2 separate regions of the Homo sapiens genome follow, and region 2 is linked to region 1. A link is a contact called in ENCODE Hi-C or POLR2A ChIA-PET data. All regions are on one chromosome and are shown on one strand. Each heading gives the region's core, a stretch centred on a gene start or an enhancer-like site at or near the end of the contact. The rest is flanking DNA. Distances are from core to core; before and after follow the strand shown.

Region 1 (2,738 bases), core at 65-2,564:
CAGCGGGGGCCTCAATAGTTACTCATTTTCTCTACCTTTGATGAAAATAAGAGCTAATTCTTAATAAGGCCTACCGGGTATCACGCAAAAACCCTGTGCTTACTATTACACTTTGGGTTGTTGCAAAGATTAAAGGAAATAAGCCGTGCAAAGCGCTTAAGAGCTTGGTATAAGTAAGTGCTCGTCAATGTTGGCTACTCTCATTTTTTTTGCAGACGTGGGAACTGGGGCTCAGGGAGGCTAACAGCCAGTAGGCGGCACAGCTAGGATTTGAACCCAGGATTGTCTCCAACGCCGCTCAATTATACCCGCCAAGGAGTCACAGAGACTTAGTGAAGTGCACACATTGCTCACCTGGGTGAACTGAGGTCCAGCGGGGGAAGGCTTCCTCCTGTTGTAATCACTAACCCCAACTCTGTCTCCCTTGCCCGATTCATTCATTCGTTAATTAATTCATCCAACATCCTGTCCCCAAGAAGCTCAGTCTGGGGACATACTGATCCAGTTAAATGCGAGTGCTTCCTAGTTATACATGGCGACTGCTGAGAAGGGACTCCAGAGTCCAGGCACCTACCTCCCAGGGGCTCACCGTTCACTCCTCTAGCCTCATTTAGAGCTCGCATTAAGAGCACGGGATCTGGATCCACACTGTTTGGATTCAAATCACAACTTCACCACTTAGCAGCTGTGTGTTCTGGGAAAATGACCCACCTTCTCTGTGCCTCCATTTTCTCACCTGTAAAACGGGCTCCCAGGCTGGTGGGAGGGTTTCAGGTGTAAGACATGGAGAGTCCTTTAGCGAACATGTAGACTGGCAATAAACTCAATAAATGGTGACTGTTATAATTAATCCTCGGAACCATCCTAGGGAGTGGACACTATTGTGTTCCCCATTTTATTTATTACATTAATTTTTTTTTTTTTTTTTTAGTAGAGACGAGGTCTCGCTATGTTGTCCAGGCTGTTCTCGAACCCTTGGGCTCAAGAGATCTTCCCGCCTCCGGCCTCCCAAAGTGCTGGGATCACAGGCGTGAGCCAACGGGCCCAGCCTGTGTCCCTCCCTCGTTTTTACAAATGAATAAAGAGATGCTGGATAAGCCCGAGGTCACAAGCTTTGCAGTGTAGCATCCCCCAACTTGATCCCCTGTCTCTTTGGCTCCAAAACCTACACTCAGTCCTGGGAGCGATTAGCGCCAACAGCTCAGAGAAAACGTGACGAAAACCAGTCTGTAAAACCCGAGCCTGGGAGAGGGGCTTCGGTGCGCGGGGGGAATTTGCAGACGCTCCCTGCTGGCGGAGATTTCCTGACCTGTCCTTCGGCGCGGGACTTTCGGCGGGTCCCGGCCGGGCAGACCCAAGTGCCGGCGGCGGAGACTGCAGTGGAGCCAGTACCGGCTGTAGTGGCCGGGGCCGTGGCGGGAGAGTCATGTCAGAGCCGCAGCCGCGGGGCGCAGAGCGCGATCTCTACCGGGACACGTGGGTGCGATACCTGGGTGAGCGCGGGGCGACGGGCGCGGCGACCCCACCACCACTGGGCTGGAGAAGCAGGGGTCGCCGGACGCCCGCCCGGGGCCTGGAGGAGGCGGGATGATCTTAGTTCTCATTCTGCTTTTGGGCCGGAGACTGGGCTCAGACAGGGCTAGGGACTTGCCCAAGGTCACACTACCCTGGTGGGTCGCCCAGGGCGGAAGCTCCCATGGGGTGAGCGGGCTGCCCGCTCTGGCATGCGCTCTGGCTGGCTGTGGAGTCGGGATCTCCACTCCCATTTCGGTCCTGACACGCACTGGCTCTGTCTGAACCTCAGTTTCCTCCTCGGCAAAAAAACAAAAACAAAACAAAAAACAAACGAGATACACACGAGGGCCTCTCTCATTGGGTGGTGGTTGCGAGGGTGGAATGGGATAAAGCGCAGAAAGCCCTGGCACTTGGCGAGCGTCTGGTCAGTGGCGCTGCCCTCGATCACTCTGCCCCTCTGGGTGCCTGTCACCTCATTAGTGCAGTTACTCCTGGGACCAAGACCAGGAAATCTAACCAATAAGCAATGGTAACAGTGACTCAGTGCTCAGTCCGCCCTCAGTGGCCCGAGTCCGAGGTGGGCATCATGGCACCAGTTTACATCTCGGAAAGGGAGGCTCAGAGAGGTCAAGTCACTTGCCTAAGGTCACCCAGGGACTGCTTAGCTGGCTAGGATGAGAACCAGCCTGCTCCAACGCCCCCTCGTGGAACAGTTGCGAGCCTAGGAATTAAATGTTCCCTCCCCCAGGCTATGCCAATGAGGTGGGCGAGGCTTTCCGCTCTCTTGTGCCAGCGGCGGTGGTGTGGCTGAGCTATGGCGTGGCCAGCTCCTACGTGCTGGCGGATGCCATTGACAAAGGCAAGAAGGCTGGAGAGGTGAGTGTTAGCCTATTTTCCAACCCCCAACCCTAGCTCTCTTCTTGTGTGGTTCAGTCCACAGCCTTGCATGTGATAAAGTCCCTGTGGGACACTCCAGTCCCTACAACCTTGCCTAGTGCAGTCCATAGACAGTCCTGTTTGTAGGACAGTGTACCCCTGCCCCCACACTCCCACTCCCCGAACTGGATGTGGCAGACTGTACCCCACTCCTGGGTGCGGACAAGTCCACTGGCCACTTGCCCCTCCCGGTCTAGCCTCGTGCCCCTTGTCGCAGGATTTTCTGCCTCTGCCCCAGCTGGATTAAGTGTCTCTGCGCCCACCAGGTGCCCAGCCCTGAAGCAGGC
Region 2 (2,738 bases), core at 129-2,628, 200 kb before region 1:
TCTCTCTCTCTCTCCTTCCTCCCTCCCTTCCTTCCTTCCTTTCTTCCTTCCTTCCTTTCTCTCTCTCTCTCTGTCTGTCTGTCTGTCTCTCTCTCTCTCTCTCTTTTTTTCTTCCTTCCAGGGCCTTATTCTGTCACCCAGGCTGAGTGCAGTGGTGCAATCATAGCTCACTGCAGCCTCCACCTCCTAGCCTTAAGACATCCTCCCACCTCAGCCTCCTGAGTAGCTGGAGTCACAGGAACACACCACCATGCCAGGCTAGTTTGTTTTTTTTTTTCTTTTTGTAGAGATGGGGGTCTTGCTATGTTGCCCAGGCTGGTCTTGAACTCCTGGGCTAAAGCCATCCTCTTCCTTAGCCTCCCAAAGTGTTGGGAGTACAGGCGTGAGCACCTGGCCCAAGCTCTCTTTTTGCAGTGGTAAGAATGTTCTAAAATTGACTGTGGTTGCAAATATCAGTGAATACACTAAAAACCACTGAATTCTGCACTTTAAATGGGTGAATTTTACAGTGTGTGAATTCTCTCTCAATAAAGCTGTTGAAAAAAGAAAAGTGTGAAGGTGCAGGCTTTGAGAAACTCACAGGTCGGGGAGGATAGAGAAGTAAACGATTCCTGTCATAATACAGCAGGCACAGGCGGGGCACAGGGAGACGACCTGGTGAGCGGGGCTGGCTGAGGACAGGTGTCTGAGCTCAGGAGTGAAAATAAGTTTTCCACAAGAGGCCATGTTAGTACAGTGCTATGGGAAGAGAGGGGGACACCTCTCAGCCTAGGGAGCTTGGGTGAAGGGAGAGGCAATCCAGGAAGGCTTCCTAGAGCAGGTGCCATTGGGCTGAGTCCTGAAAAATGAGTCAGGCAAGAAAGCAAGAGGCAGAAGAAGATGTCACAGGTGAAAAGGGTGGAAGCCTACTCAGGGAATGTTCTGGGTGGAGGTTGGGGTGTGACAGGGAGGAGAATCCTGCCTGGTGTCCTGGGAAGGACAGTCCCCCGACATCTACCTCTACCCCCTGTGTTTCTTCAAGCAAGCCCTTGCCCCTCTCTGGGCCTGGGTTCTAACAAAAGCCCTTCCATCTCTGAGGCTGAGAGTCTCTGGGGCTCAGGTTGGAGTGATGAGGGCAAAGGGAGGGCAGACGGGGAATCAGGAGGAGGGGATGTCGTCGGGTGTCAGGGCCTGGAGACAGAGGGACCGAGGCTTCTATGGCCTTCGTGGCCACAGAGCCGGACCTGCTGCCCAGGGGCCACGTCCCCGCTACCCTCAGGCCTCCCCAGGAAACAGAAGTGCCTGGGGAGGAATCGAAACAGAAACACAGGTGTCTCTCCCTGGGCAGATTCCAAGAAAAAAAAAGAAAGTGGCCTCTAGAGAAGAGAACTTGTGAGCTTTGAAGGGAGGAAGGAAACCCAAGCCGCGAGAGGAAGCGAGAGAGGAGGGTAGGTGTGAGAGAGAAGCAGGTGCCCCAGGCGCAGGCCACACCGGCCACGGCCCACGGCCATGCCACCAGTCAGGCTTGTGGAACCCAACCGCAGGCAGCTTTGAGGGGGCACAAGAAGTGTGTGGAGGAGGAGCGGGCCCTGATGACGGTCCCCAGTGGTGCCACCAGCTTCCTGTCTCCTCGGCCCTGATACTCTCTTGGTCTCCCCAAGTCACCGTGGCCCTGGCACTAATGAGTCCTGAATTTGGAGTCATGGGGTCTCCTTTTGGCTTTTTGGAGAGTTCAGCCTTTTGGCCCCACCATGTGTGATTTGCAGTCTCTGAGCCTCAGTTTGCTTGTCTGTAAAATGGGGACCGCCAGTGCTGCTCTCCCTCTGCCGTCGGGGAGCACAGAGTGTGCACTGGAGGAAGACAAAGCAATGTGCATGAAAACACCTGGCCATGCAGACCTAAGGGATGGGAGGATCGTGGGCATGATGATATTAACCTCTTGTATGGTGATGGTATCCATTTCTTGGATGGTGAGGATATCAACCTCTTCGTGCAGTGTTTTCACCTTTCTGAAGCATCTTCTCATTACTTACCTCCTCTGAGCCTCACAGTGCCGAGTGCAAAAGGCCAGGTGGGTGTCCTTATACCCATTTGACAGGAGATAAAACTGAGGCTTGGAGAAGCAGCATCACGGAGCAGGCAGGAGAACCATGGGGATGTTGGGCTCCTGGGGCCTGGACATCACCACCCACCTCTTTGCTTTCCTCTGGCCCCGTTGGCTGCCAAGCTGGGGTAATTGGGGTCCTTGTGCTTTTCACACAGGTAGAGACCACCCCGACACCCCAAGCCAAACTTCCTGGGTCACATGGAGGGTGTTCAGGCTGGAGCAGGAAAGATTCACAAACACACCATCAAATATTTGAAAGCCTTTTAGGTAGAAGCTGAATTAGGCTAGTTCCGGGTGGTCCCAAGGGTAGAACAAGGACAAATGCCCTAGGAGGTTATAGGAACATGGAGAAGGGATTCAGTTCGTTATGGAAAAGAGCATTCTGAATACACTGAGCCAGTTACAGATAGAACATGTTGCCTGCAGGGTGGTGAGCTCCCCATCACTGGGGGCATTCAAGTGCAGGCCTGACAACCAGGTGGCAGAAGAGGTAGTGCAGAGGGGAGCAGATTCTATGAGGGAGGTTACCCTAGCACCGGGCTTCTCAACCTCAGCATGATCCACACTCTTGGAGGTGGGGGCTGCCCTTGGCATTGTAGGATATTCAGCCGCATCCCTGCTGTCTACAGCCAGTTGCCAGCAGCATCCCCAA

Evidence for each region. Hi-C counts contacts between places; a loop is a spot of excess contacts on that map. ChIA-PET counts read pairs that join two places held with the same protein, here RNA polymerase II (POLR2A). Pooled maps may share reads with other maps.
Region 2: a loop to region 1 is called in a pooled map, with 2.5 times the contacts of the local background. The contact joins the enhancer-like site here to the promoter of MTFP1 in region 1. A Hi-C loop is called at or near these places in 3 of 50 pooled maps. POLR2A ChIA-PET finds 5 or more read pairs at or near these places in 5 of 52 experiments (A549, PC-3, activated CD4-positive, alpha-beta T cell and 2 more).

Annotation. Positions count from the first base shown.
Region 1 is chr22:30,424,454-30,427,191 of GRCh38, forward strand. MTFP1 (mitochondrial fission process 1) reads left to right here and starts at 1,315. Exons shown (of 4, transcript NM_016498.5): 1 at 1,315-1,493; 2 at 2,264-2,391; 3 at 2,718-2,738. The coding sequence starts at 1,427. SEC14L2 (SEC14 like lipid binding 2) reads left to right here. Exons shown (of 12, transcript NM_012429.5): 12 at 1-850. RefSeq lists enhancers at 1,575-2,133, 2,134-2,694.
Region 2 is chr22:30,219,998-30,222,735 of GRCh38, forward strand. No RefSeq gene overlaps it. Among named protein-coding and RNA genes, the nearest start is that of LIF-AS1, 18 kb to the right of the region's middle. RefSeq lists an enhancer at 1,274-1,904. Within about 2 kb of position 1,379, at least 6 of the 41 ENCODE cell types and tissues checked have a DNase peak (open chromatin) inside an H3K27ac peak, as active enhancers do.